2 separate regions of the Mus musculus genome follow, and region 1 is linked to region 2. The links are chromatin loops, found by intact Hi-C in ENCODE. Cell type or tissue: heart. All regions are shown on one strand. Each heading gives the region's core, and the rest is flanking DNA. Links, peaks and the distances in the headings are about the cores only. Region 1 holds the start of Rhbdd1 (rhomboid domain containing 1). Region 2 overlaps Rhbdd1 (rhomboid domain containing 1).

What was found. Peaks named below come from ENCODE experiments on the same cell type or tissue, not always from the same donor. Only the 100,000 strongest peaks of a DNase experiment are listed, where the experiment ranks them.
Region 1: a loop joins it to region 2, with 2.3 times the contacts of the local background. A loop is called at or near these places in 12 of 42 quality-filtered maps.

What each region holds. Positions count from the first base shown.
Region 1 is chr1:82,307,687-82,324,292 of GRCm38, forward strand. It overlaps Rhbdd1 (rhomboid domain containing 1), which reads left to right and starts at 8,893. Exons shown (of 7, transcript NM_029777.3): 1 at 8,893-8,962. In heart, for the core only: no CTCF peak of the experiment used is centred there; a DNase peak (open chromatin) is centred at 8,865; H3K4me3 peaks cover 1,691 bases; H3K27ac peaks cover 1,314 bases; H3K27me3 peaks cover 347 bases.
Region 2 is chr1:82,424,640-82,441,245 of GRCm38, forward strand. The region is part of intron 6 of Rhbdd1 (rhomboid domain containing 1); the gene reads left to right. Among named protein-coding and RNA genes, the nearest start is that of Gm46095, 61 kb to the left of the region's middle. In heart, for the core only: a CTCF peak has its summit at 8,924 (motif pointing left); no DNase peak of the experiment used is centred there; H3K27ac peaks cover 633 bases; H3K27me3 peaks cover 612 bases.

The DNA of each region.
Region 1 (16,606 bases), core at 4,173-12,172, 120 kb before region 2:
TGCCTGCAAGCCTGCCTGCTGCCTACCCACTGCCTGCCTGCTGCCTGCCCACTGCCATGTTCCCTGCCATACTGACTGTGAACTCTAACCCTTAGGAACTGTAAACTCTAATAAAGATTTTCTTTTGTAAGTTGTCTTGGTCATGGTGTTTTGTCATGGCAATAGAAAAGTAACTAAGATGGGAATGAAAATATAAATTAATAAATGTAGAGACAGACAGACTCTTACCTGCCTTTCAAATGTTTACATGTCCTTTAGCTCAGTAGCTCTTACTTCCAGTACTAGTTTTATATATTATCATCTTCTTTAATCCTTTTTCCCCCCAGAATGCTATTTACTTTTTCTTCTAGATCTTAGGAGCCCAAAATTTAAAAGGAGCTTTAGAAATAATTTAATGCTATTCCATAACCATTTGGTGGAGAAAAATATATTTCAGAGCTTCCATCAAGGTACATAGCTCTTGGTAGAGAAGAAAATCATATTTTTTTCACTTTCCAATTTTCTGTGCTTTCTTACTCAATGTATGGCAAAAGCATTAGAAACAAAGACTTCTATTAGTCCCATAAATAATAGCTTTCTAGCTTCATGGGACAGTAATTTCTTTCATAGCCTGTTACAGACACAACAGCTAAAGCTCCCTCCTCCTAACCCCCGTCTACTTATTCTCTGATAATTTGTCTTTTGCTGTTTGTTGTTGCTTGTTTGAATTATATTGTATCCATTCAGTTAATTAAATTTAAGGTTATTGGCTACTTCTTAATAGGAGTTAATTTTGTTAGGAGCCTTGCTCTTTTATGCATAAAAAATAAGTGATGTCAGCAGCTTAAATCAAAGGATAAATATGTGTGTGCTCCCAAAAGACACAATGCTGAAAGCCAATACAGAATGTGTTGGTCTCAGAGACTGCACCTGGCCATGAGAGTGGAACCTTATGAATAGAACCAGTGCCCTCATAATAAAGGCCAGAGGGAGGGTCTTTTGCTGCTGCTTCTGACCTTCTAAATGAGGGAACAGAAAGTGGGTATCATGGATAATGCGGAGAGCTTTTTCTCACCAGACATCAGGTCTGCTGGGACCTTGATCTTGGAATTCCCAGCTTACAGCAACATTATTGATAAGTTTCTGCTGCCACAGAACTGCCTAGGCTATGATATTTAGTTACAGTGTCCTAAATGGTCTAAAATAGAGTCGATCTGCATTTCATTTTCAAAGTTCTAGTTTATATTCTATTGGGTACTTGGATGTTGACTATGGAGCAGTTGTCTACATTTTCTGATAACTGAGTCCCAAGGCAGCTGAATGTGGATAACCTAAGGATAGAATAATGCATTACATTTACCTTTGGAAGCAAGAATAATATTTTTTCTTTAAAAAATAGTTCTTTTAAAATATGTATGTATGTATATGTGTGTGCGATATGTGTGTGTATATATCTGCCACTAGTCATTTCTCTCTCACTTTTATTTTTCTCTTCTTCTCTTCTCCCACTTTATCATTGTTGGTCAAAACAAACCACAGAACACTTTACATACTGCCGCTTATATGTTTCTTCTGCCAAAGAACACAGGTGATTGCTCTGAACTTCTCCCATTCACAAAATCCTGGAGCACACCATGGAGCCATTTCACTAGCCCAATTTAATTATTCCAGGGACATCAGATTAAACTGTGAAGGAAAGACCGCTCTGAAGGGATTTTTATCTATTAGCAAACAATGGTAGTGATACATTTGTGTTTGGATATGTTCACAATTGCCTAGAAGAGGCCTTAAACTCACTTTCAGACAACATCTTAGCAGAAAAGCTAAAACCCTGCAGCGTTGATTAGTGCAAACACTGCCCAACTCTTTAGATTTCGATGCAAGTTCCACTTACACACTTTTCCCAGAAGGCACATGCATAGCTCTTCCTGTCTCAAGAACGTATCATCTGAATTTCTTTCTCATACAGCCTTTAGTGTTCATGACACATTCTGCCAGATTTTAGCAACCTGGTTTAGGACACTTTCTTTGAGCTTGCCAATGGAACATGAAACAAGCAACTCGGCAGTTGAAGTCAAAATTTCTCACTGTGGGAGGAAGCCTGGGGATTCCGTTGATATAAAAATAGAAGCGGTGGCTTAAATGCAAACATTTTTAAAGCAATGATTATTAAAATGTGGTGGGTAAGATTTATTATTGCAAAGAAATAGGAACTCTGGGAATGTGAAGAACAGTGGGATGTCTCTAAACTGAAGTTGGAGATGATGATGTGGTAAAGTACAGTTGAAGGTTTTGCAGCACAGTGGTTAGAGAAAAAAAAAGTCCTAAAATGGAAAAAATGTAGAAAAAAATTATTGAAAATAATTCAGAAAATAATTCAGCTAGTAAGTATATTTGTCCTATTTGCACCTTAGACAATGAAACAAAACTGTGGAAACAGGCACCTGATTAAAACACAGTAACTGGTGTTTTGGTTGATACAATCCAATGTCATCCAGGACTAGACATTTAATAGTCAGAAGGAGAAAACCACACAAGCTAGTCTTATCGGATCATCTATCTCCTTATTTATAAAATGCTATTTACATTTGGTGCTTGGCATATAGCAGGCACTTAAAATTGGAGGTAATAAACAATGAAAATAATTAACTTGTTCCCCCTTTAATCGAGCTCCTACCACTTCAACAAAAGCTCTAAATTCATGATCTTAATTGTACAGTGGAGGTCATACTGATAATCACAGAAGATCTTACAGAGTGTCCAGTGAGTAAAAGAAAGAGTTTTAAGACTGCTAAAATAACACTGAGCTGTAAGGAAATAGTCTGAATCTGGAGGTCTTAGCAAGTGAAGAGGTTCGAGTTTTGTGTTAAAACTTAGAGACTCCTGGATGCTCTACTAGCACCATTTTCCCTGCATTGGAAGTGGGCACAGAATCTGAAGCTCTCCACTGAAGCTCTAGTGGTGTTAATGTGACTCTGACTGTCTGTCACCTCCAGAAAGCACCCAGTCAAAGTCCCAGAGATAGCCTTTGATTAACAGATTCTATGCTGGACCATTATTCCCTGGGGACACTGGGTCAGAGAGGATGAGGCTTATCTTCCATCATGGGAGGAGATGACTCTCTAGAAGGGAAATGTAATCCATGATGGGAGAATAAAATGTTTCCTTGTTTAATGTCCCGATATAGGAAATAATGTTTATGGTATGATTGGAAATTAAGAAACACTTGATATATGAGAAGGAGTTTAAACATTAAATTGTTAAGTATGTTAAAATACCTGTGGAGTAGCACAAATTATTTTACTGTTATCACTGTTCTCCTCCACTCCATTAGATTAATTGAGTTGATTAGTGAAAATTGATATGCAATTACAATAATGTCCATAATCACATTGGGATAATTAACAAGCATGGGTCTTCTTGTAAAGGCAATGTTCTACTTGTGGTTTGGGCTATCCTTTATTTCTGATAAGATGTTTTGCATTGGTTGTAAAAAATAACTCAACCGTGATGGGTTCTTACTTCTATATTCATCCAAGACAATGGACAACCATGAGTCCTAAAGCACACATTTCTGTATAACACTCAGAGAAACGACCATTATAACAATTTCTAAAACATGCTAATCAGTTGGATTCCATTGTTAAATGACACTTATTTCCCAAGTAGAATTTAATAGTATCTGTTTTTAAACATACACTCTAGCTTTCCCACTCTCCTTACATCTCAATTTCCGATTCCTTTAGTCTGGGATGTCAGAGATGCTAAAAATATAGAGTATAGGTACCGAAGAAAGCCGGCTCTGGAGAGAGGGTATTACAGGAGGCAGAGTCATGAGGTGGGTCTAGTCCAGGCCACTCTGTGTTCAGATCATGTTACCACATGCTCCTGGTATGTGACATGCAGCTCCAGGAAGAGTGTCTCCCCGCTAGACATTTGTCTTGCTTTAATCTAATCTGCCTTTGCTAAGCCCTTCTTCACATTTGGAATATGAATATTTATTCTGTGTATATTGGAAGTATGGGAGTTACTTGTTGACAATACAGAGACCTAAAGTTAGGACATCATCTCAAGTCTCAAATGAAACTTTGGATTTTTGAACAGTGATAGGATAATGACAATGGGACCTCTGAAGTTAGACTAAGTGCAATTTTGTGTCCAGTCCACTAATTCCCTATGGTAACGTTATTAGGAGGTGCAGCCTTTCTGGAGGGTGGTTATGTCATAGGAGAGGAGCTTTCATAAATGAGGTTGTTAACACTTATAAAAGAGACTGCTAAGACCAATGCCTTTTTGTATTCTCTCCCAATGTGAGAATACAAAAAGAAATATATGAAAAGTAGACTCCCAGAGAGAGACAATAAACCTTTGAGATGACAATTATTACAGGAGAATGAAAGATAGGTTACAACAGTATCCTGCATTCTGCATGGCAACTGAGCCTGTATCTTTATCAATGGCCTCTCCTGAATTTTCTTCAGGAACTTCTCCCTGCCATATGGAGTCAAGCCTCAGCCAAACTCAGTAACAGCATGTGCCTATAAAACCCATATGTGGGAGACTCTTACACATTACTGAGATCAACTGCTAGCCTGAGATGCATCCTTGGCTCCCTGGAACATGGCTACCACGTGCTGACTGGGAGGAACTACTACTCAGAAGATAGCACCTCAATGATTTTCTATTAGTCACAGCTAATTTTCTTGGCCCCAGCTAACACAACATCCATTATCCCCGTAATATAAAGGCTTTAATTCCATAGACATTCAAATATCACACACCACCACTATCACCATCTCCCCACACATACACGTTAATAGAGTTTGGGGATACTCCCAAACTTTCTTCTAAAATTTACAAGCCACAATTGTCTGCATTTCTCTCAGTATTTTTTTCTTAGTCTATTGATCATGTTTTATGTTGATTTTTTTAAGTGAAAGCAAACTTATGTTTATACTGTTCTTATGTATATTGTTGGATTTGTTTTGCTAATATCTTGCTTATATGTATATGAAGAATATTATTTGTAGCTCTTTCTTATACTGTATCAAGTTATTATGATAAAGCACCTTACACACACACACACACACACACACACACACACATTTCTGGAGGAGCACTATGTCTTAACACAAACAGATACTGTGTTCCTGTGAAACCAAGGAAGACTAAAGTTTGCTGCAAGTACCAGAAGCTAGAAATGGGTAAGAATTTTTCCTCCAGGTTTCACAGGGAGTGAACATGGTCCAGCCAACATTTTGATACTGGACTTGCAGCCTCTAAAACTGAACAGTTGTGTAGCTGATATTTTAGGTCACCCAGGTCATAGTTTTCTTCTCTTCTTTTCTGTTCTGTCCTCTTTGTCTCTTTCTCCTCCTCCCCTCCTCCCCTCCCTCCCTCCTTCCTTCCTTCCTTCCTTCCTTCCTTCCTTCCTTCCTTCCTTCCTTCCTTCCTTCCTCCTCCCCTCCCTCCTTCCTTCCTTCCTTTTCTTCTGTTTCTGTCTCTGTCTCTGTCTCTGTCTCTCTCTCTAACAATCCTAGAAAATGGAGTCTTTTTTTTTTTCTTGAACAAGTTTTATCAGTTTAAATCTAAGACCTCGTTTAGTTTATTTACAACACTTACCTTATTAACATAAATTTATGCAGTTTCTTGTCATCTAAATTCCTGTAGAATGGGTTGGGTGATATAGTCATTTCATGCCTCGTTTGGGACATTTAGTGTGGTTTTCTTTTTCCTTTTGGTAAATTGAATCTTTTAAAATCAGATTTTAATTTTTATTGATTTTCCTCCATTTTTATGTGTATTAATTCGTCTTTTATGTTCTCTGTGTGTGTGTTGCTCATTTTAACTACTCCTAAAGCTAAGCTATTGGGACATTTCCCCACTATGTTGCTTTAAAGCAGCACTGTTAATGTGGGTCAACATCATCACTTTAATGGAACTGGGACATCTCTGCATTTCCTTCTTGTCCAGTTAAAACTGCTCTCTAATTCTCTTTGCCTTTTTAGGCATTACTCAGTGGCTAAATTTTTTAATTCCCAAATGTATTTCTTTTGTTGATTCCTAATTTAATTTTATTGTCACCATCGAGGATACCCTGAATGATGCCGTTAATTTTAAATTTATTCACGTTTGTTTTATGATGCACCATATGGGGCTATCCTGGAGAACAGATATCTTAAATTAGCTATAAATTCTGCTGTTATTAAGTAGAGTGGTCTGCACTTACTATTTTGGTAGTATTTTTTTTTTGAAGTTTCTATATACTTAATGGTTTTCAGTCTAATTTCCTACCCATTGTTAAGAGTATTTAAATATCAGACTTTTGCTGTGTGCTTCTTAATTCATTTCCTCTGACATACCCCGCTGCGCAGCTCTGGAACCTTGTTCCTGCTAGGCAGGCACTCTAACATTTGGATACACCCTAAATTCCCAATGCTACCAATTTTATCTTCATGACCTTAGAGTTATATTGTTGGATATGTAGACATTTACAGTTCTTGTCTCTTCTTAATGTTTTGGCTATCTTATCACAGTGAAATCTTTTTTTCCTCACTACGAACCTTTTAGTTTTGTAACATCTATTTTCTATGGCCATTATAAGTCTCTTAGGGTTAGTGCGGGTGTGTGTGTGTGTGTGTGTGTGTGTGTGTGTAGTCTACTATTAAGTGTTGATAATCTTATCACGACACTTGGCCCAATTTTGCCCTGTTATAGTTCTCATAGCCGAATCATCTAATTTGAAAGCTGTTCCATAAGAAGGATGATAGACAATCTCTAATCAACGTAACCCATCTTTTGAAACAGTTTGAGTGTAATATATTTGATTCATTAGAAGCTGTGAGAGATAACAACAAACTCCTCCTTTACAGGATAATCCAGTTTTTTGGTACACTGTGTTGTTGTCTGGCATCTTTTCTCCTTCAGGGTGGATTCTGGAAGGTGGGAATGTCTATCTGCCTTTCTGCTAGTTTCCACCCAGTTATGAAATGTTCAAAGGAGGTAACCAAACCCCCAGTTTCAACACAGGCACCATATTTTATGAACATTAATTTGAGTCAAATGGCTAAGAATTGTTGCTTGTCCCTCAAGGGTTAGATACAATTTAAAACTGCACACCATAAATATATTTCATATACTAAATGGAATATGCATAATAATATCTTAGCTGACAAGTAAAATACTTTTGAGAACTTAAAAATTATAATTTTTACAAGGTAATGTAACAATGACTTGCTTTTCTACAAAAACGTTAGAGGACTTAGTCTGGCTTTGAGTCTTTAGTAATTTTAAGCTTTGTTTACATGTAAGAATTCTGACTGTCCCTCTATTAAAGTTTAGGCTAGGAAATTATTACCCAGATAATGGGAACTCCTGATATTCTTGCATCTATTTTCCAAGTGGAGAGATTACAGGTGTTTGCCCCTATGTCTGGTGAGGTCATTAAAAAAATGGTTTTTCTCTGTCCTCTTATATGCCAATGAAACATTTTACTCATATTTAAAATAGGATTAAAATGTTTTTTTTCTTTACTTTTTATGATTCAGGATGTCATATAGACTAAGCTGGTCTTGAAGTTATATAGCTGAGGCTGTCCTTGAACTCCCAATCTTCCTGTCTCTACCTTCAAACTGTGGGGTCATTAGTGTTCACCATCACAGCCTGCTCCCCAAGAACATTCCTAAGCCCTGTCTATTTACAATTGCATTTTTTTTGAGATTACTGATTTGAGACTTGATTTGCGGCTCTTTTAAAGTCACTTCTGCACTTAAAAACAAGATAATAACAAAAACAGTGTAAGTATAGAAAGGGGTAGACTGACAGAGAATATAAAGCAAGAGTATATTAATGGAATGGATGCATAGAATTGGTGGGAAGAACAAATAGAGACCTCTCCTTTTGAGAAATTGCATTCATGTTTTCTTCCTAAGGAGATATATTTCTACATGCAATTTAGTTCCCCCTACTCACTTGGGTTCCATTTCCAGGAATGCAGTTTCGCAATGTCAGTCTTGGACTTACATACCCCCCCACTTTTTTTTATACCTGAAAGGGGTTAAATTATAAGAATTCATTCTTGAATTTGCTAAGAATTTTGTCACTTGAAATTCTCATCTATATCTCCTAATAGTGTGGGAAATTTTCATTCAAATTCCAACTACAAGGGAAAATTTTTTAGGAGAATTTCTTCTGTTATACAATAGAAGATTAACTTTTGGGGGACTGGGAAGTTTTTAATATGCTAACTAGACGTGGCTACTAAGCCTTTTGGTAAATATACCTGCACCCAATTCATGCCTTGAAAAGGTGGAGCTCTCCTCTAATTACTAGAAAAATAATTACACCAAACATCGTTTTCTTGTAGGACACAAATGCAGCATTGCCTTTAGAAGAAGCTGCCCATGAAACTGGTTCCACGTTAGAAGGAGAAAATTGCATCAAACGACCTAAGTCACAAAAACCTTTTCTCACGAGCCCTTAAAGCAGTAAACAGGCTAAGCAGTGTGGCCTCGTGTTTGTGCTTGGGGAATGAAATGTACACCGTGGCCCTGTTTCGCCGGCCTACTTTCTGGGATAAGCAGCTCTCCTGAGGCCCATTGGGAACAGCTACTGTCTCCACCGTCCACTTGGTAGACTACACTGCACCGGGAAGAAACTTTGGCCTTGAGGGAGCTGGCCATAGGCGACTCATGCGCTGTGCGCGTGGTAAGTGATTATTAGTTAGTTATGGCTGTAAAAGCACACCGACACCCTTGTTGCTAAGGGTTGAATAGGATGAGCGCTACGCATTAGCTAGAGGAAGCCGAAAAGGCAGTACGAAGCACGGAGCATGCGCAGACTGCCGCTCCTTTCCCTAGGCCGCCGGAAGTGGAGCCTGCGGAATCGGCGTCCGTGCCGGAAGTTGAGTCTCCGGATTCGGCGTCCAGACGTAGTGACGCACGAGCGCGGGAGTACGTGAGGACGCAAGCGGGTCTTAGAGAGAGTGAGTTTCCGCGTCTCTTCAGCTGAGTGTATGGCATCGCTTTTGTGCGGCGTGTGTTGCGGCTTCCCGGGACCACGGATGGCGGGGCCGGGGCTGAGATCCGGGCCGCTGCGGGCCGGGCGGAAGCGCTGCTATGGGGCCAGCCAGGGTCCGCTGGGCGGAAGTGCTGCTTAGGGACCGGGCGGAGGAGCCGGCCCGCCGGGTCCGGGTCTTCTTCTCCCCTCCGGCCGGCCGGGATGGGGTCGCAGGGGCAGTCGCACCGGTACCGCTTCCCTGGCTCATGGAGATCTAGGCTGCCCGGATAGGCTTTTGCGAGGTTCCTCCGACTTCAGGAAGTTTGAGGCGAAGTTGCATCAGCTTGCACAGAGCTTGCAGTGGCAGGTGGTTGGGGGGGCGGCCACTTCTGTCTCAAACACACAGACCCATCCTAACCTCTGTAAGGCTGTCTGTACCACAGAATAGAGGACAGACATACACCCGAGGGACTTCACCTCTTCTCTTTTCACACATGCCTTTCCGTTTTTCCAAAACAGGCATTATTTAAAACAACAACAACAACAATAACAACTGTAATATCTAATTATTGCACGGTTAAGATTCAGTTGTCAGACTCATTTATAAAAGTCCCTTTCAGTAGCTTCATGACACCAGGTTTTCTTTGGGGGGGGGGGCATGGTGCCAGGTTTTTTGTTTTTTTTTTTTTTTCCCCCTCTACTTTTCATCCCAACGTCCTAACCTCATTTACCTTCTTCCTGCTTCTATTACTGATTCTGCTTCGGATCTTCTAGTGTTCTGGTACATTCCAGGAGAGCAAGTGCTCCTGCCTTGGTCCTGGGTTTGCTCTCCATCAACAGCATCTTCTGAGGGAATTGTTGGCAGTACAGATTTTAGTGTCATACCCCTTTGAGCAAGCCTTTCGGTCCATTCTAGCACTTCCGGGTACTGAGTTCGACGAATAACAGCGTAAAAAGTACTCACTCGTTATGGAATTTTATACATAATGAGGTTAGAGTAAGGTGAGGTATTTTCTAGATCTGGAATCTTGACCGAATCATTTAACTGTGACTTCATAGTACTAAGTGTTGACATGTGAAAACAAGTGGGTAGCAATAACCCATACAAAACACTCCAAGAGAAGTTACTAGACCTGCATGAAGAAAGCGCACAGGTCGTGGAGGAAGGACGAGGTGTAGGGTTAGAGAGCAGTTGGAGTGCATGATTTTATGACTGCTGCAAAGACTTTTATCCCAACTACTTATGAATAGTAAAAATTTAGATACAGGATAGTTATGGATGTCTCACACCTGTAACAGCAATGCTCAGGAGGCTGAGGCAAGAGATATCCTAAGTTTGGAGTCCAGTCAGAGCTACATCATGAGACCCTATGCAAACAGCCACATCAAGCGAGAAAGTTACAGCAGTCCGTTATGCCACTAATTTTATTTACATTGTGGTATTTTAGAAAATGAACTATTAGAAATTGTGCCAAGGTGGTTTAAAGGTCTTTGCCCTTCTTGTTTCTTCAACTTAGTTATACCTAAGTTTGTCCTGTAGTTTGGTAAAGGCCAGACCAGAGTTACAAAGAAGCATACAGTGGTGGCTAGCACCCCGCCACCAAAAGCTGTTTCTGTCCTTAGCTTTTGTCCCTATATATGGTATGGCTCCATCTTAGCAAAGAAGGGCTCATGTCCATTGGGGACGGTCACAGTTAAGTGGACAGGCTCCCAACGGGATGATTTTTATTTTATTTCTCCAAATTACTACATGGAACATTTTCTAAGAACTATTCCTTTCTCCAACGGTTCACCTAGAGGAAGAAATAATCATTTGGGGTCTGAAGCTACTGTTCTTGAGTCTAGGCTCATTACAGTGTTAAAAAGGGTCAGTGACTAGTGGTGGCCTGTGTAACACATAGCTTTGACTAAAGAGCACTGGTGCCAAGGCCATGCTGAGACTCCAGAATATTATGGGCAATAAATTGTCATGTAAATATATCACTTGTGATACCTGTTTCTATCCATAATAGTTAACCTTACCACCAAAGTGATACTGTCCCATCATGAAGCGATTGTTTTTCAGAGACTCCTAATGTTTTATTATTTTCTGTGTAAGATAGATAGATAGCTGTGGTTCTGGGTCAGGCAAGCCCTGCTTGAATTCCTCCCTCTGTGTATTGATTATGCCCCATAGACAGATTAGCTTCCTTCCAGTTTTAATTTCTCCTGTAAAGTAGAAGCTACCTAAGTTAAATGAGATGCTGTGTTAACTGTTACTACTACATTATATGTTAGGTAATGTCTCTTTTTGAAAGGGGAAGATATAATGTTTAACATTTAATTCTGACTGCCCTGTTAATTTCCATCTTTTGTTGTTGTTGTTTTTTGTTTTGTTTTTTTTCTTTTTTTGGTTCTTTTTCGAGACAGGGTTTCTCTGAGTAGCCTTGGCTGTCCCTGCCTCTCAAGTGCTGGGATTAAAGGCATGCTCCCCCACGCCCGGCTAATTTCCATCTTTTATGTACTAGGTTGTTTTATGACGTGTTCACTGCTTTTTAAGCGATGGAGATGCTGAACCAAAGCTTTCCTAATCTGTGAGGAAAAAGCAAACACTGGAGAAAATTACAGCTCAGCGTGCCAGAAGAACACTAGTTCTCTCATAATCAGTGATTTCTAGACGTTGTTTTTATAGTTTCCAAATTAGAGATAATTAACTTCAAACTATCTTTGATTGTCCTATGGCCAATTTCATTTGATACAGTCAGCTGTGTCATGTGATGCTGTTATGTTATAGAAGATACTTCTGTAAATAAATGCATAAAAATGTTATTAACCCTGAAGTAATTTTTTCAATACATATGCTTTACAATAGAACACAAGTGTGTTCAACTTTTTAAAAATGTCAAAGTTCTTACTTTTTTTTTCATGCTTCTACATTTAACTGTGAGTGTATGAATGGCATATGCATAAAGGCATTCATAGCAGACCATACTTTTGTTTACTTTGTAGTATATTATATGAGGGTAGGGAACCAAACATTAAAAGTTATATACTTATGTACATATACATTAAATTTATTGTGAAAAACCATTAACTGCTGTTCTTTAATGTTGCCATTATTGCATCCAAGCAGTGATTCTCAGGGTTTTGTTTGTTTCTTTGTTGACTTATTTTGTTTTAACTTGGAGCTTGTTAAGCAGAAATTTACCCAGAAGGTTCAAGAGCTGGGAGGCTTTAAGATCAGTGACATTGGAGTACACAGGTTCCTGGTCCAGAATGTGTCCAGAGAAGTGGGGTTCTGAGGACCTGTGTATGATTAACTGTCAGAGGCAGAGCTCGGAGCATGAGCTGTACCTAAAACTGTGATGGTAGGAGTCTAGATACTGGGGATCCCCTGCCCTGCAGAGTTGCTGGCTTTGTCTCTGGGCTAAGCATATGTCTGGGTTCTCATACAGAGTCCTGGGTGATGATTAAAAACCAAACATAAGGCTCCCAAACACATACAGTCTTCAGTTTGTCCCATATTTTATAGAAACGGGATTCTGTGCAGAAAAACAACAACGAACCCTACAGCTTGTTAACAATCCCTGACACTGTGGCAGCTGTACCACTGTTAAAGCTATTTAGGATTTCAACTTTTGTTCAGTCTCTTAAGTGACTGAGGAAGAGGAACAAAGTCTACAAAAGAAGGATACTTATGTATACAACCCACAGTGATTTTTGTTGGATGATAGCATCTGGTTTTCATTCATATGGTGAAGTAGATTTGTGTGTGTGTGTGGGGGGGTTAAAGTTAATTTAATAATGATCCTCAGAAAAATAATTTCAAATCTAACCATTTGTTAGCTTGTTATTATTAGTGGTGGTAGTAGTAATACTGTCATTTTCACACATTGAGAGGGTTTTCCTGGGGACAGCTGGAGAGTGGGGGAGGGGAGTTACTTTCAATCACGCAGCTGCTGCTTGCAGCATCATGGTGATGATATTTCAAAGCTGGTGGGTAATTCTGGCTGTATTCAGAAAAGCAAATGTGTCATATTTCTGGGATGCAATAGATAGTGTGCAAGCGCCCTTTGGGATCCAGATGATAGCCAACTGACAGTGTGCATTCAGGCTTGCATGTCGGTGTTATTTACCATCTAGTTTCTTGGACGTTGTTACATGCACATCATAATTACAAAGCAATAAAGTCCGGTTCCACTGGGAGACGTCTCATTACGTTATGGACAGGAAGGGAAAATGAAAACGGAATTTCAGTGGTGTACTACACGCTTTCACGTGCTATGCGCTTTTATCCATTCTCCTCCGCGGCCTTAGGAAGTAAGTGTGAGTTTCTTTGTCTAGTGGATAAAGAGGAGTTCAGCAAGACGGAGGATGTGGTCTGTCCCAGGCAACATGCCATGCTTGACCCCTCCCGACTAACTTCAGGGATCCTGCACCCTCAGCTGTTCCTCATGGTGCTAAGTGGCATACTTTTCATCCAGAGTCACAGTATTAGGATAGCAATGAGTGAAAGTTCTATACGTATTATAGTGACCTCAGTCTTAAAAGTAATATGTACTGTACATGTGTTTTGGAGCTATGCATAATCCTGTTTGGTCCCTCCTCTTCCCGCCCTCCACACCCCGCCCCCCAACAAAGTATTTTGGGCAACACTCAAACTTTGACACCTTTCATATTGCTGGTAACAGCGATTTTGTACTTTGGGGTGTTGTAATGAATGAATTGTTCCAAATTTAAGTAACTATAGAAAGGCTATATACTGGTCATATAGTCTCTTTTCCACAACTTTTCTTCTTCCCTTCAAGGTATGCTAATTTTATACTAGTAAGAGGCCTGTTAGGCTTCTCAATTTCCATCCTTTACTTTTTGTGAGATGCTGCTGCTGTTTTGAGGGGTGGGGTGGGGGAATCATTTCACCTTCTCCCTCATTGCCTAAGGACAATGCTTATCCTAGTGTCTGGTTGCCATAGAAACCTTAAAGCTTGTTTTGCTCTTTCCTGTGCATGCATGCATGGTTCTGTGCAGTTTTGAAGCAGTTCCTCATGTGCCCATGCTGCTGTTGATTGCTTTGCCTTTGGAGGTTGTAGCTTTCTGCAAGGACTAGCCAGTTAAACAGTATAGATTGATACAGTCATGTTCTTCATGAAGTTTCAGACACATACCTTGACTGCCCCACGATTAGAGAAGTGTTTTCCTTAATGCATTGGGTAAAAGGAGACTTAAATAGGTGAATCTCTAGAAAGTGCCAGACCCTCCCTTTGTTCCGTTTTTTTCTTGGCTTTTTTTTTTTTAGTGGATGAGTGCAATGCTTGCCATGAAGTTCTAGGTAGACCTTTGTATCCAGTGACACTTCATTGATGTGTGTATTCTAGACTTATTTTCCATGAAGAACAGAGACACAGAGATGCAGTAGAAAACCATTTGTGTAATTACTAATACACATTCTTTTAAAAACATTACCGTGGTATAAACAGACACATAAATAAAGACACAAGTGGGACCCTTTGTTTTTTCCTTTTAAGATACACTTGTCATTTCAGTACTCAATGAGCGTGAACATTTCAGAGAACTTCCGGCAAAAGTTGCTCTTGCTTGCATCCTTGTCTTATGCTCCCCTGTCTCTAAGCACACCATGCCTGCAATACAACCTATTGCACCTCCATATTCTGGTTCTCTTATGGGCTAGAGCTTTTTCAGTCTAAAGGAGATAGTGATGCTGGAAATAAACCTGCTTGTGAGCACCTTTGTAAATGTATGGTGTTATGGGTTGACATCTTTGCAAACAGAAGCAAAACTATCTAATATATATGATCCACTTAATTTAGTTAAAGACAAGAAGCTTACTGGGACCCATGCAGATGAGCACACATACAATAGAAAATCCAAATGGCCATGCCTCAGTAACAGTCATTGAGAAGGGAAGCTCTCTGGGTTTCTGTAGTCTTGGCCACCTTGATGAGCTCCTTCAAGTGACAGTTTTATCAATCCCGATTTCATTAGTTCTAGGCTCGCTATTCAGGTCTGAGTTCCAGGGCAGAGTTGTTACTCCAAGTTCGCTGTCCTTTGACTGAAAGCCCATCTTTTCCCTGGAGGTCACACTAAATGGGGTGGGCCACAGATTCTTGTTAGAGAAAGAATGGGGGTATTTATGCTAGATAGGCAAAAATCTCCAACCTGTCCCAATCACAGGTAATTTACAGATGTCCTGTGTTCTTTGCAGGAGCAGACCCCGTCTTTGAAGTTTGACTGCTTTTCCCACTTGACTTAATTTTTGTGCAGAGCTGATTCAGTTCCATAAATAATTCAGCATTCGTTCATGCACAGATGAAATGAGGGGTGGCAGTGGTGGGCAGCACTTTCCTACTGACTTGGGATAGACAAAGAGATCTGGTTAGAGCAAAGAGGAGAGTAGAAGTCCTTAACTCCTCTAGAAGGGCGTGATCACGGTATGCTTGCATTTTGTCCCCATGGCACCCTGGTTTAAAACCTGCTGTCAGTAGGGGAACTTAATGAGTTCTCATTACACTAAAACTTGTGCTCTGTGGGAGGCAGAACTGGCTTATGATTGATCCCGAAAGTCATGCGTGTTGACAGGACAGAAGTGGGGTTGGCGCGAACTCACCTAGAGTTGTGGAACAACACTAAGGATTATATGCAAAATCTAGTAGCTTCAATTTTTCAGTCACTTTTCATGTGTAAATATAGTCTGATCACTGGTGTTGAGCCAATAGCCAATAGCACTTTTTAAAGGAAGGGGAAATTTTGTTAGCTGACATCATGAAAAAAAATTTTTTTAATCTCTATAAAGGAAGGGTCATTAAATTCTCACAGTACTGGCTAGCCTTAACAAAGAGTGGCTTGCGATTTTATTATACAGTTTATTTTAATTAAAAAGTAATTTATGGGACTGGTGAGATGGCCCAATGGGTAATGATGTTCGCCATGAAAGTCTGAGGTCAGTCCTGGGGGCCCATGTCCAGGTGGAGAGAAAACCCAGCTGCATAAAGTCGTCCTTTAATGTCTATATGAATACTGTGCTGTGTGCTCTTCCTCCCCAACACCTTTATGCACACGCACAATAATAGAAAATGATAATTCTGCTTCCACTTTCGTGTACTATACTGTTTAAAAGGCATGTGTATAATTGAGTCTCGTGAAACAGTTTAAAAATGTGGGATAGGATTCTTAGAAAACCTTAGTCACCACCATCTTATAAAAATACTCAGAAGTATTTCCAATGTTTTTCTTACGGTCTCCCAATTTATTTGTTTATGCGCATAAACCACCATCACTTCTCAAATGATGGTTGTGTGCTGTGTGATTGATCTCTCACTTGGTCCTTCCAAACTCAAATGAGCCTGTTATCCTGGTACAGGGGAAAGCCTGACAGTTTTCCCAAGGCCAGTTGGTCAGTGTGCTGTGGAATTCCTGCTGAGGACCATGCCCTTAACTGTACTGCCCTGTACAGGTGTGCATTGATATTGCCAACATTAGATACAATTTTGTCAGAGAGGATTGGTCCATTCCTCTTCCCCTAAGCTTGTCTGTTAACACCCCCATCCCCTGACAACTTTTATGTTCTGAAACGGTTAAGAATCCTTGTGTTATCCATCATCTTGTGCTTCTGTTTACTGCGCCTGGGCCAGCC
Region 2 (16,606 bases), core at 3,989-11,988:
ATTGGAGTTACTACCTGATTTAGTTTTCGGTAATCAACTGTCATTCTCCATGATCCATCTGTTTTCTGCACTGGCCAGATAGGAGAGTTAAATGGAGATGTGGTGGGAACCACCACCCCTGCATCTTTCAAGTCCTTGATAGTGGCAGTAATTTCTGCAATTCCTCCAGGAATACGATACTGTTTTTGATTCACTATTTTCTTTGGCAGAGGCAACTCTAAAGGCTTCCATTTGGCCTTTCCAACCATAATAGCCCTCACTCTACAGTTCAGGGAACCAATATGAGAATTCTGCCAATTTCTGAGTATATCTATCCCAATTATACATTCTGGAACTGGGGAAATCACCACAGGATGTGTCCGGGGACCTACTGGACCTACTGTGAGTCGGACATCAGTCAAAACTCCATTAATCACCTGCCCTCCATAAGCCCCTACTTTAACTGGAGGGCCACAATGTTTCTTGGGATCCCCTGGGATCAGTGTCAACTCAGAACCAGTATCCAGCAGACCCCGAAAAGTCTGATTATTTCCTTTTCCCCAGTGTACAGTTACCCTTGTAAAAGGCCGTAGGTCCCTCTGGGGAAGAACTGGAGAAAGGGTAACAGCAAAACCTTTGAGTGTCTTATCAAGATCCTTCCTCAGTGGAACCTGGCCACCCCTTCATTCAAGGGGTTCTGGATCTGCAAACTGTCTCAAGTCTGGAAATTGATTCACTGGCCGAGATTGCTGTTTACCACGATCTAATGTAGCCTTTCTTTCATTTGGCTGTTTACCACGATCTAATGTAGCCTTTCTTTCATTTGTTTGAGAATTTTTCTGCTTATACAGATCAAACAAATATGCAGTAGGCTTCCTATGTATTTCATTCCTGGAAACACCATGATTGGTTAGCCAGTACCAAAGGTCCAACCGAGTCATGCCATTATAAATTTCACCTCTCCTGTGCTGACCATTACTGGGTATGTTATTATAAACATTCTTTTGTCTACGCTGTCCATTATAATAACTAGAATCACCTTGTCTCGGGCGATTCAATGCTGCCACCTGGCCCTTGTTACCTCGGAATCCAACTAAACCCAGTGAATTTAATTCATCTAATTGAGCAGAAGCATCTCCAATGCTAAGATCTGGCACAAGGAAAAGGGAAAGAACAAAACCCTTCAAATGTGCTGGTGCCCCTCTCACCAATTTGCGTCTTATAGAGCTGGTGAAAGGCATATCTTCTGGACCTTCCCATTGTGGACAATTATGCTTTACACAATATATCCACTCTAGCATTGCAATTTCCCTAAGTCTTAAAATCCCTTCATCAACACTAAGCCATGGAATATCAGGCATCTCCAAGTCATTTCCAGTAGGCCATCTTTTGATAAACACCTCAGCCAACCATTCAAACAAACTTTTGACACCTTTTTTAACTATGCGAGCTTCCGTATTAAACCTAGAATCTCTACTCAGAGGACCCATGTCAATAAACTCAGCCTGCTCTAGTTTTATGTTCCTTCCACCCTTATCCCACACCCTTAAAATCCATTCCCACACATATTCACCAGGTTTCTGCTTGAATGAATTAGCAAACTCATTAAGCTCCTTAGTAGTGTAGCGAATTTCCTCATGGACTACACTTTCTACCTCCCCTCTAGGAGCCTGTTTTGCTTTGAGTCTGGTTACAGGTCTAGAAGAAACTATTGGTGGGCCGTGAGCAGACTCTGCAAAATTAATTTCCTCATGTGGGGAAGGCATTATTTCAAGAGGTGGGGCTGAGGGTACTACTTCCTCAGGTGGGGCAAACCCTTGAGAATCTGAGGATTCAAAATTCTCAGCTTCAACATGGTCTTCCCACACATCCCCATCCCATGTTGTAGGATCCCATTCTTTGCCAATTAGAGCCCTTACTTTAACTGTCGACACACTCTGAGGCTGAGACTTGAATTTTCGCTGTAGTTCAGCCAACCTTACAATGAGAGTTTCTGTTTGATTTTCTGCAACTTGAGCTCTATTGCTACAAGAGAGAAGATTCTCCTCAAGGACACACTTAGCAACTTTTAGATCGTTTACTTGTGTCTGGAGCCTTTCGATTTTATCACACAACTCCTTCCTTTCATTCATCATTTTTTCCACAGATACTAAGAGCAGCCAGCCAGTAAAATCATTTTTCGATTTTTTCCCCATCTTGTAGAAAGCTTTGTGCACTGAATCACCTAATTCATTAAGAAAATCAAGGGCATTAGCTTCTTTAAGTTCGGAATATAGTTTCAACCATGGGTCTTCAAAATTCTCTGAGCTCCCAGGAGGGAGAGAATCTGGAGAGGTTTCAATAGTTGAAAGTGCTGGTGGATCAACAAGCCAATTCCAGAATTTTAAAAGATTCATCCTTGTACTTCTGTTACTCTAGAACCACTCCTGGTACCAACTTCTGTATTAGTCAGGGTTCTCTAGAGTCACAGAACTTATGGATAATTTCTAAATAGTAAAGGAATTTATTGATGACTTACAGTCGGCAGCCCAATTCCCAACAATTGTTCAGTCGCAGCTGTGAATGGAAGTCCAAGGATCTAGCAGTTACTCAGTCTCACGCAGCAAGCAGGCGAAGGAGCAAGAGCTCGAGCTAGACTCCCTTCTTCCAATGTCCTTATATTGTCTCCAGCAAAAGGTGTAGCCCAGATTAAAGGTGTGTTCCTTAACTCGGAGATTCAATCTTCTGGAATCCATAGCCACTATGGCTCAAGATCTTCAAACCAAGATCCAGATAAGGATCTCCAAGCCTCCAGATAAGGGTCACTGGTGAGCCTTCCAATTCCGGATTGTAGTTCATTCCAAATATTGTCAAGTTGACAACCAGGAATAGCCACTACAGGCACTGAAGCCAGGGAGCTGGTTTCACTTCAGACACTGTCAGAGCTAGCTGTGTTCTTAACTTCTGCCTCTGCTTAAGCATCTGTAAGACAAAGGGGAGCCTGGGTGGCCCCTCTGCTTCAATGAGCTCCAAACACTGTAGATGCATCTTAATATTGCACGGGTCGTAGAGCTTTGGATGGTGTTCTCTTTATGGAGTGTGATTAGAGCCGTTGTTCATCGTCTTGCAGATCCCCTGTCTCTAACCTCATCTGTATCCCCTGGATACACTTAGACCTAGAGGTGCCATCCCCCACCCCTGATAGTAGGTACCCCAGACAGGGAAAAATGGCCATGCCTACTCAGTGCCTTTCTTGATCCAACACAAGCTAGCTTGAGCTGCTTTGACATGCAGCAGCATTAAAGGAACAGTGTCCAGTACTGTGACCGTTTTAATAAATTATCAAGATTTATGACCCTTGTCCGTATCATACTCCCTTCTGCCTTTCCGTCTTTGTCCATGTATGCTGTATTGGACACTGACACGCTCTCTGGAGTTCAAAACTGTTTCCCACGTACTCTCTCCATTTGTGTAAGAGGAAGGAAAACAGCCAGCTGGATTCACACATTGGGTTGTTGTCTCATTTGGAAGGGAAGGGAATGGGAAGAACTATCCACTTGTGCCAAGGTGTGGCTATCAGTACTAGTGGCTAAAGGACAAGGTCGGATCCATCACAGGCATCTAGCATGTAAGCCCCCGGGCACTGAGGCATGAAGGTGGTGCTAATCCTCATCCATGATTCTGCCCTCATGATTCTATCCCACACTAAGGACCCTACCTGTCTTCTTGAAGATCTGTCTCTTTCTCTAAGATATATCAAAAAAGGTCACAGTGGGAGACCTGGTGCTTGGTAGGAGACATGGTGGGGGGCGGGGGTGGGTCCTGGAACAATCAGGCTGTGTCAAGTCTGGCTCCTGGCTCTTTGTGGTTATAAAGTTATGTACCTTTGCATTCAGAACAAGGTAACTGAGCTACAGGGGTCAAGGACTGTTGCTGGGACTTGCACCTCTGGTGTCTGGACTCTGCCTGCAGCTGACTGTTCATTTTCTTCTGCACTCGGTGTGATCTCGCCGCCATGATTGCCTCTGCCTCCTCCTCCTGCATACAAGCATGGCAGTGCATTTGCTAGGTTCTTCAGCTGTACCCGGCCCCTGTGTATCCAAAATAGCTGAGTGCAATCCATGACAATGTTGTTTTCAGATGTTTATAATCCCAAAGAGTGCCCTTCTGTCTTTTATAATAAAATCACTCTGGCGTGGGTGTTTTGTATTGGAAAGGCTAGCCAGGCTCACAGCATCAGGTACAGAGCATTGCATTATGTGTCATTTGTAGCCTGCCCCAGGGGCAATGGTGACCCTTGAGACATTACCCTAGCCCTACGGCATAATTAACAAGATCAAAAATATATAAAGAGCCACTCCCCAATCAGGCCAAGATGCTGCAAGAGCATTCACTGCTAGCCTCTTGGGCTTTAACAGCTCGGAATTAGTACTGGGAAGCACCCCATTGCTCTGAAGTTTTAAGTCTTGCCTTTAAATTGAACAGTGGTACTTTTTTTTTTTTTGCCATGTTCCTCCAATAACACCATTGTAAACATGAGGGCTTTGCATTTTAGCATAAATTTGAACAATGTGGTTTTGAAAGAGTTCACCACATCAAAGCCAGGCTGTTTGGGCATGTTTTACAAATTCTTTTCTCTATAGTATTTAAAGCTACAAATGACTCATAGGCTCACATTCCATTTAGATCAGTCATGTTGGCAGCTCTCCTCACTGGGGCTTAACTGCCCTTAGTCTTTGTACCCTGGGAGAGTTATCTTGAAATCAGGTGTGGGCCCTTAGCCAAGTCAAATGCCCTTACTGGCTCTCTTCAGATCCAAGGAAACGCTTGGAAATTGTTGCATTTGCAGCAACAAACCCATCAATTTTGTTCTTGTCTGCTTGTGCTTTCTTTCTTGAATAAAGGTCTCACTATGTCACCATGGCTGGCCTAGAACTTGGTTACATAGTCCAGGCTGCCCCAGATCTGCCTGCCTCCCAAGTACCGGGATTAAAGGTGTTTACCACCTTGCCTGGCCTTCTTGCTTTTCTTTTTTATCTCAAATGTTCTCTGTATGTTCTCTATGCACCCTCCTCACGTTCTGCTTTTTAGTAACATTTTGTTGAGCCACTGGTCCAAGTGAGGGAAGTTCAGGCAAGAGCCTTGTGCTCCTGGTTTGAAAGCAACAGAAGAACAGTGGGCTGAAACCTGATGCTGCACGGGGGCTGTGAGACCACTTGTTAAAATCACCAAGCTTTGGTGGCGGGTAGGATAGAAAGATGCTGAGGTAGAAGGTGTATCAAGGGTGTGCCTTGGCTTGTGTGACTGAGTGGATGGTGGAGGAGAGAGAGAGGGAGGGAGGGGAGAGAGCAGAAGGAGAGCGCCCATGGAAGGGAATTATCAGAGAAACAGGTTGGGTGCTAGACTCCTTTAATTCACTTGGCCTTCAGAATGCCCTTGTGCGTTCCCTAGATTTCTTCATTGTACAAATAAGTAAGCCAAGGACCAGCACCAAAAAGTCGTCTGAGGGCAAACATAAAGGGAAAGCCGGTGCTCAAACTCAGCTGTGCCTCCACACCCACTGTGTGGCTTGCTGGGGCACACCTGGGGCTTGCTGTGTAACCAAGGCTGGCCTGTAACCTCTGCTTCCCCTGGGGCTAAGCATGCACAGTGACACCTCACAAACTTTATCAAATCTTCCTTTTTTCTCCTTGAAACTGTAGGGAGGCCTCCCAGTACTAACCTTCTGTAGGACACACCTTTCCAAATCCACACACGTTTCCAAAAATGCTTAGGGGGTAATTTACCATCCCTTTATCTAGATCTTCAGCTGTCTAGAATCTTAAGGTCTGTTTTTTTTTTTTTTTTTTCCTTTCTGTTCATAATGTACACTGTACTTTTCTGATAATAATGAGTAGGTGTTTAGGAGTAACTCAGTAGCATTGTTTGCTGTCAAATCTCAATACTACAGAACATCTCAAAATAACTTTTGAGATGAATTCTCCCCAGTCTGAGGCAATTAGAAGCAGGCTATCTTAAGAGCACATAAGAGCCACTGGGAAACCCCTGGGAGGATTTGTCTGTTGAATGTGCTATGCTTTAGTCTCAGGGCAGCCTCTTCTTATGTGTGCTAACGCACATACACATGTAGAATGCACGCATGCAGACCCAAGTACGTGCAAGAACATGCGTGTATACATAGAGATGCACACAGATGCACAAGTCTTATCATACACCAGGTCAGAATTCTGGGTAAGAATGAGTTTATTCCATCTAGAAGGCCACACAGAAAGTGGGAATTAGACTCAGGGTTAGGTTCAACGCCATCGCACGCAGAAGCACGTGCTCCTTCTAGGATGGTTTATGACATCATAGAACTGGCTTTAACCATCACGGTTCTGGGCTGACTGACCTGCACAGAAAGGCAGAGCTCTAGGGACCAAGGACTAAGGCTTCTGCTTGCTTGTGTGCTTCTCCCGAAGGCCTCTCAGGCTACTCATCTCATAGCTTATCCACACAGGCGTGGGTCGTCCTCACTTCCAAGTTGTCTGCCAGGTCTTACCACTTCAAAGTTGTGGACATCACACTGTCTCCAGAGTGCCTCTTTGGCTGGTTTTCAGCCTCCTAACCGAGTGTCTTTTTTGCTCTTCTTTCTTTGCTGCTTTGGCCCAGCAAAGAATGAGGCCCTAAGGTGGAAGCTGCTTTCTTTCTTGTGGATCTACCTTGGACTGTCCTTGCTGAGAGCCATTGGCCCAGCCCTGTGATTGACTATGTCACTGTCGTGGCCAGGGTTCCACCTGAAAGAGATGAATGCCCAGAGGGTTTTTAGCTTTAATGATGGATTTGAACAACAGCCCTGCTTCTCTGGTCCAGTAAGACTGTCAGGGACAATTTCCCAGGTCAGGGGTTATCTCCATAATTATGCATTGATATCAATACATCTGGACATGTAGTTATACACTGCCCAGGCTTGTGGTCTTCGAAGAATGTTTAGTGTTGAGTATTTAAGGCTTTTAAGAGCATACATATACATATACATGACATCTCATCTGTCAGTCTGTTTCTTGCTCCTAAATGTGTCAAGAAATCTAGGGTCCTGGCAAATTCATAAAATTCATTAATAGACCGAGCTGTATTTCCAAAGTCTGTGGCTTCCTAGCTTCCCTTATTTGAGTTCCAAGAGCTAGGGTGACTGGACTCTGGTGTGGTCCCCTGCCTAGGATGATAACATCCCCATTGTGCCTATGGCAGACAACAAGCTCTGGCCTCAGCCCCTTACAAGGGCACGAGCCCCGTTGTAGAGGCTTCCTCTAACAACCTACAAAAGCCTTCACCTGAAAATACACCACAGTAAAGATTAGGGTGTCATCATTTGGACTGGGGGAAGGGACAGGCATCTGGTCCAGGGCAGATGCCTTGAACTTGCACCAACAGGCAGGACATCCGCAGCTACTTGAGATCGCAGGTTAAGCCAATGAATTCTCCTGGCAAAAACCATTGTGTGAAAGGGGCTTTGTAGATTTCTAAAACTCATGGAATACTCTGCTCTGAAGTTCTGGTCAGTCCAGTTCTTTGCAAAGGAAAAAAAAAAAAAAAGTCAGGCCACATTCTGACTGTCCTTACACAGCTGTCCATTCCCTGAACTACCACGGTATCAGGCCTTGCCACAGTGAGAGCTGAGCAACTCAGTCTAACCTGCTCTCTCTTCCTCCTCTCCTTCTGTCTGACATCCCTCTGGATTAGGACAAGGATTGGGACCAGACCAGGTAGGAGGTCCGAGAAAGGATACACAGAGAGAGGTGTGACAGCGAACCTTGATTGTGAACGTGTTTAAATTAAGAAAATCCTAGATCTGGGGCTGGAGGGATGGCTCAGCCATTAGGAATGCCTACTGCTCTAGCCGAGGACCCAGGTTCAGTTCCCAGCACTCACAGGGTGACTCACAACCACATGTAACTCCAGGCCCAGGCAATCCAATGCCTGTTTCTGGAGAATGCCCCGCATGCAAGAGGTGCACATACACTCACAAAGCCTCACACAGATGCACAGAAATAAAGATCAGTTTTAGCCAAGGAAATTTCCACATTAGTATAACACACCTGTGTGTGTGCTGCATAACTGAGTGGTTTAATCCCTTGGTGGATCTAAACTAGGACTGCGGAAGTTATAATATGACTGCAGTGTTACAAGGTACTAAAAAAGTATGAGGTGCACCTTGGTTGAAGGAAGTAGGTCCCCGGAGTGTGTCTTTGGAAATTATGTCCTGACCTGGCCCCTTCCTGTTTTGCCCTATTCTGCTTCCTGTCCAGCAGGAGGAAAGGTCCTCTGCCTCATACTCCTGTTGCTACCATGTTCTTACCCATGCATGTGGTGCCAAGCAGCCCTGCACCGAACTCTGAAGCCCGGAGCAAAATGAACCTTCCCTTAAATCGTTTCTGCCAGTAATGCGGTTACAGCGGTGAGAACGGTAACTGCTACAGGTCGGAGCGGCTGTGCAAGTTAGCAGGAACCACTGCACTTAGGCATCCTTCACTGTTAGACATCCTGCACTGTTGCAGTCCTTACAGCCTTCAGTCTTGACAGTCACCGCACATTACATAGTTTCATCTTTCTGACTTGGAGTTAGAGTTGTAAGGGGGCTACGGACTGGAGCAGTAAGCACAAGGCATGTGCACATGAGCAAAAATGAATTCTGACTTTGGAACTGATATGAAACCCCTGTGTCCTCTCTCCCAGGACCTTGTGAGTCTTTCCTGGGGAAGAATTGTGATGTGACACAGAACCTGCTAGGTGCTGGCAGATGACCCGCAGACCATCTAGACAGTAAACAACTCCCTAATGTTCTGTGCAGCGTCTTCTGTAGAGCCCATCTGGTTCAAAATGACCCTGATTCTGCTTACAAAGTGGAATGCTTTGCTGACTGGAATGTGTCCTAGTTTTCGTCTACAGACACCGTGTTGTAGGCCTCTGCCTCCACCTGCTGGCAACTGTAAGCACTGAGAGAAACCGACTGGCTCTTTTCAGTACAAAGATGTTTGGTCTCAATGGCTAGAGTACTTCACATTCATAGCCATACAGGAACGCAGTAAACATTAAGTGTATGGGCTTACTGGCAGCCCTACCAACCCTAAATTCATCTCTTAACCAAGTTCCCTGGTGAGTCCCATGCAGAGAGCAGGAAGGAGTGACCACACTGGGACATCAGAGATGGAGCTCAGTGAAGGCTCTATGTGGCTCCACCGCTGCTCATCCCCAGGCGTGGGTAGCTAGATGGCAAGTCTCGTGTGAAGTGCCCTGGCTGCCCACTTCCAGCTTACCCAGGGCACTGGTAGAGGCAAAGGTCAAAGCTATATCCTCTTGGAACTCAAACGAAGCTTTTACAATGGGGCTGGAGGTACAGCTCAGCATTTATGGGTGTTTGCTGCTTGCAGAGGACCAGAATTCAATTCCCGGCACCCATCTTGGGCACTGCAGAACCCCGTGTGACCCCAGCTTCAGCATAGCCAGCACCCTCATCTGGCCTCTACAGACATCTGCACATGTGTGCAGATAATCACAGACAGACACACATACATACACATAAATAAAACATAAAAATAAAATCCTAACAAAATGTACAATGGAGAATTGTACTTGGCAAACAGTCCTTAGGGTTTGGCCTCACAAGTGGTCCGTCCTGTTAGTGACATATGTCTTTGATGTGTACACAGACTACGCTTTATTTCTGTGGCTTTTTAATTTCCTTTGTTGAAACTTGGAATTTCTGTCTAATCAAGCAAACCTAATATCTATTGGGTGTCTAGCCAGGCAGTCAAGGTCATAGGAAAAAAAAGGAATGACTAAGAAACTCCCACAAACCAAGAAACTAAGTGGACTGTAATCCCTTGGATTGGTCCATGGAACAAAACCTTAGGAAAATTGGCAGAATCCAAATGTAGTCTGGAATTGAGTTCTTGGTAATATTTTGATGGTTGATTCTTAGTATTGACAAATTATCTTAATAATATAACATTAACGTCATAAGAATTGAATTTTCTATTACCTTTGGCAGTGTTAACCAAATATCCCAATAAAAAAATATAAAGTAATTGTAAATGTTTACAGAGTGTTGGAGCAGGGCACTGAATGAGACCAAATGAGTTAGAGGACACTGCCAAAGAGCACAGCATGGTAGTTTCATGTCCAGCCACCAAAAGTCAGAACCAAGCACCACTCTTCAGAGAGGCAACCCCGGCTGCAGGTAGCAGACAGGACAAATTTGTGCTATCCAGGGAGGCCTGCCAGCCCTGAACACTCACTGGAAACCAGTGATGGGCACATGAACCTCAGTGTGGAAGGAGCACAAGGCTGGGATAGCCCTCACAGTTATACAGGAAGAGGATGAGGTCCAGAGTAAGCTCCTGGTAGAGTCATAGCAAGCCCATGCCATGCCTAAGACCATCTAGCTTTGTTCAGAACTCTTGCATTACAGATGTTGTTGAATGGCTCGGTTCTCAGCTTGAGTCTGCCTCCACTGGCTAACTGGTCCCTCTTGGTTGGAAACTGCTGTGCCTAGGTCCAGGGCTGCTAAAACCACCACCATGCTTTGAAGATGAAGGACATAGCAGGAGGTAGGCAGCAGCAGGGCCCAGCTTCACTGTGTCTCAGAAGGACCTAATGTTATTACATATTTTTAACTCAGTTTACTATACTCTGGATTACACCCTGCAACTATCCTCTTCCTTGATAGTGAAAATGAAATGTCTTCGTTGGATACAGTTCCAAGATCAGGGGGCAGGAATTAAGAATGAGACCTCCCCTCTAGGCCCTGAGACCACTAGAACTTCACTGCCTGCCCTCACCCATCATACCGGAGACCTACCTTTAAGAAAACCAGCTCTAAACAGACAGTGGAAAGTCCCTGTCCCTTCCAGGCAGATGTCAGAATAAACGGAGGCCTTGAATACCTGAGAAGTCTGGATCAGGCATCAGGAAATTCTCAGGGGCCTCTAGGACTTGAGCAAAGGCAGCCTAGCAAGCAATGGAGAGCAGCCAAACTCCTGTGCTCCCTCTCATCTGCTCTGGACCCTTCTGAACATCAGGAGAGGCCGTGACCGCAGCCAAGCCCAACCCCACAGCATCTTGAGAGGACTGGACTTTAGAATGCTAAAGGGCGTTCATCCTCCGGCATTGGCGGGGTGTGTTTCTTATGTTTTACTCCTCATAGACCCACAGCACAAAGCTGAATTCTCTATTTTACCTTTAAGTTTCTATTTTCCATTCTTACTTACAGCCTCACACCCATGTCTGAAGATGTGTATCCATTTCTCTGTCTCCATAGCCTCCTGTGTATTAGCCACTCAGAGTGAAGGACACAACATGGCTTCTGTCCTTGGGTCTATGGCTGGTTTTCTAGGAGACTGTATGTATTTGTCCAATGAATGTCCCTAAATGATTTCCAGTAATAAAAACGAAAAGTCCAAAAGAACAGAAGAAGAAAAGGTCTTCCTGGGCGCAAGCAGTCTCTTTGAGCCTCCAGATTCAGTTTACATGACTGGATAAAGCAAGGCACCTCCGGATGGCTAACACAGACCATCTCGTTACAGGTGGAAGCTACTTTAGAAGCTCCTAAAGCCTTTACAAGCCACTCTCAAATTCACTGAAACTCTTCACAGTAAACCACTAAAGGGATAAAAGTTTGATGAGATTTAAGACAGAGTTTCTAAAGATTTTTACCTTGTATGTTTTACATTAAAATCTTTAACCATTCACTTAAAATAAATCTCTCTTGTTGTAGTGAGTCCTTGAGAGAATGGAACTTTGTTGTTAAGCTTTCAGTCAGCCGCTTCCTTCTTGTTCCTCCATGTTTCTATAGGAAGTCAGAAGTACTCAGTGCTTTCAGAAACCATGGTGAACTACCTATGCGGGCTGGGTAGTGTTGTGCCTTAATCTTTCTCAAAGGGGATATTAACTTCAGGAGGTACATTCAGGAGTCCTGAATAAAATCTGGCATTTGTGGGGAATCTTAGGGTCCCCACTGCTTTCAAACAGATCCAGTACCTTAGCTGCCAATAAGACAATGGCATCCTCCTTTTTAGATCATGGTGTTAACTGAGGAACTAGCACATGCCTGGGGCACCAAGAGGGAAAGAGGTGTGAGCCTTGTGTCTTTGGTAAGTCACATAAAATCCTACTGTCTCAATTCTTCACCTGTAAAAGATGTAGGACCAAGACCACACAGAACAATGTGGATGACTGTCACAAATGTAAAGAATGAAGCCCCTCGGACTGCATTTTATGAATTCCTTTGTGGATGCCGTGGGTGAAAATGAACCCGTGTGTTTGAAATTGGCACAGAAATACAAGACAGGAGGAAGGGAAGAGAAGCTAGAGACGAGGTAGGGAGGCGAAGACTCCTAGGCAACCCAGAGGCTTTAAAGGAAAGAACATGGCTGTGAGGACCCGAGGATGAAGAGATCAGAGTATTTTAAACTTGATAAAACAAGAGAGGAAGCCACATGCCCTTCTAGGAGGAAGGGATGGGAGCTTCTGAGCTCTGGACATTTGTGTTTCTTCCTATGTATTTAGTTTCACATACTCAGTTCATAAAAATTGATCAAGTCGTATACTCCCAAAAGAACGATGTTAATGCTTAGGTGGGCATGTAGCTGAGTTAAACTATATGCTGAATCTTTAGTTAAAAAAAAAACAATAACCGTCATACACCTGACAGTTTACTCAGTAGCTTTCTTGCCTGTTGTTCCCAAGTCAAGTCACTTGTGTCAAATGGCCACCACGTCAACCATCTGATGGGAAGAGAACTATATAATAGCAGAGTCATGCTGCCCCATCTCAGAGCTGTTAACTCTGAGATCCCAAGTGCCGAATGAGGTTTACAGTTGGCTGCCTTGATTGGTTGTTTGGCAAGATGGAAATCTCAGTGTTGAAGTTGTGACCATCTGTTACCCTTCTTTCAAGCCATCATGAAATATACATATGTATGAAAGTCACATGGTTTTAGGTGGACTACTGGCCGTTTTGACAGAGATCATATGATAATTAACAACCCCAAAAGTAAAGTTGTACCTAAGCACCTACCCCCCCTCAAAGATCATCTTTCTAAACTGTTGGAGTGGGGGGTTCATGCAGACCTTTCTGGTCTTTTTAAGTAAATGACTTCGCACCTGGCCTTTCAGGAGCCTTTGCAATTCTAATAAAGTAACGTTCTTGAAAGAGAGCAAAGAAATTCATGCTATAGTTTCTCAACAGATAAACCACAGACTGCCAGCAGTTTATTTAGTTCCCCCCCTTACATCCCCCCCCCCCCGTCCAGCCCTCCAATTTAAGGAAAAGATATGATCCCATCCCGTGACTTCACAGTAGTATAATTTGAATGGCGTGAGTGCTTGGCTCATGTGCAGATCTGTGCACTCCAGCAAACTAAACACCCCTGTTTACACCAGTGGTGACTAGTAGGGGAATGGCAGTCAACTCACAAGCCTCTTCAGCAATTTTGATCCGGAGAAAATTGCTTCCCTTCCTTTAGCCATAAAATAGACAGGTTACTGCATTATACATAAGGGTAGAAAACTGAAATTTTTCCATCAAGAACCACAGATCAATAAATTGTATGAACTCACTACTGGTGCTGTAATCTAGCGAAGTCATCTTAAACTGAGCAGTGTTCCTGAGGCTCTTTGAAGCATGCCTACTCTTTCTCTGAGTAAGATTGGGGTCTGACCTCCATTTACAGGGACATGGGGTGAGTCTCATAAATACTAATATTCTTTGCCAGGCTCTTCAGAGCCGGACCATTTCATTCGGGCCTATAAATGGTCAATGTGTGATTTAACTAAATGGAAGAAAGGTCCATACAGGACACTTGGACTTTCCCAACAGCCCCAAGGCTCCTCCATCTTCCAAAAATGTACTGCTCAGTGATGTATGTTAGTTACCTCTTGCTATTCATTTCTTAGAAAGCAAAGTTTACTAGCTAATAGCTCCATACATCTACAAATCACTGCTACAAGCACTCCCAAACACAACTGGACTCTTTCATTAAGAAGTTACTAATTGAGGATGGACAGATGTCTCAGTGGTTAGAGTACTAGCTACTTGTCCAGAGGACCCAGGTTCAATTCCCAACACCCACATGGCAACTCACAACTATCTGTAACTGCAGTTCTAGAGGTACCCCACTCATACACGGGCATGTATGCAGGCAAGACATCGATGCACAAAGGATAAGTTAATATGGTTTTTAATTATTTAAAGTTAACTAATCTTGAGATTTTATTTTGTGTATGGCATCAGTTCTCTTCAAACACAGACATTATGTATGATTCCTGATGGTATCAGGGATTTGACAAGCGGTTATTACATGCTGTTAAGTAATGTATATGCACCGTCCATTGCTCTGAGAAGTCTCCCAAGGAAGCCACCCTCACCATCCCATTTCATAAACTGGGAAACTAAGACCAACATAAGGGAAGCTTCTGTAGCTATAAATCATCAACCTTCCCAGTGTGGCCTTTAACACGGATCCTCACATCGTGGTGGCTCCATCCATAGATGACTTTGTTACTACTTCCTTAACTGTACGTTTGCTACTGGTATTGTAATGGAGCAAACTGATATGCAGGATATCTGATATGCAGTTCACGGCCCTCATGTTGAGAACAGCTGTATGATTACTGTATTGATATGAAAGAGAAAGGATCTTGTCGGCCTGTTATATTCCAGAGCAGTGGAAGGCCAACAGCCCCCTTGGTCAGCAGCTCCCCTCATACAGGAACCAACCAGGGCCTGCTTCATGAAGTGTCTTAGGTGGGGCATGTCCATGAATCCCAGACAGACCCAGGCAACCAGCTCTGAATCTCCACTAGCAAGTTCCCTTTATGAAACTGGAGACGTCTTCCACCCATATGAAGCAAGCCCAGGCCCTGTGCTTATCCCTAAGAAATGTGAGCTTATACCAGAGACTGAGATGCTTTGAGACATGCCCGCAGGTCCCTGAACAGAGAGAACAGTAGTAGATTATGTAGGTGGTTGGAAACCACAGAATCGTGCTTAAAAATCAATGCAAAGGAAGGGACTGGATGGCAGAGTGGACCAGAGCCTTGTCCCGGCACCGTGCTGACCCGCAGCACACACAGCAAGCAGCAGATGGATAAGTAACACCTGACTTAAAATTCCTCTTAGAATATCAGAGATTTATTTACATTTGAAAGCTGCTTTAAAAACTAAATATTGTCAGGAGTGGAACAGTGTGTGGATCCTGAAATAAGTAATTCAGATAGGAGGGTAGTTACCAGAAATTGAGTTTGAAGGACTTTTAAAACTACACAGAACGTGAGGCCTGAGTTGATACTGTAGTGCTGATAGGAACTATAGCACTGTGGTGTTCTTATAGAACCAAACTACTCTGGTTTGTATTGGAACTTAATGAAACACGAGGTGGTATTTTAGACCTGTGTCTTTGATATTAACTAGGGCTTATGAGTGTTGTGGGCTTAGACTGGACTCCCTGTTCCTCTGTGTTCACATAGCAGTGCGTCCACATATCCATGAAGGGAAGCAGGTCAGACATGGTGAGAAGGCATGGGGTTCAGTGGTTCAGAAGTGATGGCAGTTGGGTAGGTTGTAAGAGGTCAGAAAACTTTGGCTCCAGCATGGCTCCCATCTGTACTGGCCAAGTGACCTGAGTTGTCTTGCTAACATGTCACTGTCTTTTAATTGGCCCATCAGTGGAACTGGAATGACAAGATTGGGAACAAAAGCTGAGTGAAACACGAGCCCTTGAAAGGGCTCTATAAATAAATGGAGTGACTTTCATACCTCTGAGTGGATAGGGTTGGGAGTTCTCTAGTCAGTGTGTGACATTTCTTCTGTTGGCTAAGCCTTGGTTATCCTTGAATGCCCTGCAAATGAGTCTAGAGAGAGGGGGAGAGGGAAGGGGAGGGGAGGGGAGGGGAGGGGAGGGCACTGCACCTGTGGAACCCTCATCCTCTGCCCGCTAACTCTTTGCTTCTTCTTTCTGTCATGAAAACATTAGTCCTCCCAAAGGCAATTATGGATCCTCCCATAGAAATACAACAGAGAACACTGGTTTCCTTGAAGAACTTCCCACTTGCTCTGGTTTGTGGCCTATGGCCTGGTGGCAGCTCTGCCACGTTGAAGCTGCTCCCGATTCTCCCACAGCTCATTCTGGGTCCTTTTCCATGTGCAGTGCGCTGTCAAAGACTGATTGGCCTGTGTTCATAAGTGCAATTAAGAATTCCTTGTTAAAAAGCAGCCATAAACAGCAAAGTAGGATTTGGATCTGATTACACAAAGCAATTTTAAGCAATAAAGTGGTGTTGATTTGATTCATGTATTTGCCATTTCAAAAATGCACCCTTTTGAACAAAGACAAATCCCTCTGTAAAGACTGCAAAACTGTATCCTGTGAAACTTTAAATCCTGAAGATTCATAAACTGTTGATGGTGAAAGTTCCTAAGTGTGTTTATTCTCTGTCATCTTTGGTCTAGGTTAAGACAGTGACATATGTTCTGCTGTACTAAAAGGCCATGAAGTAAAGGATCATTGTCAGGGATGAGATGGGTACACGGCCTTTCCTAGTCGCTTTGGTTGTTCACGTCAAGATGTAATGCACAGGCTTAAGACAATGGTCTTAGTATCTCTACAGGA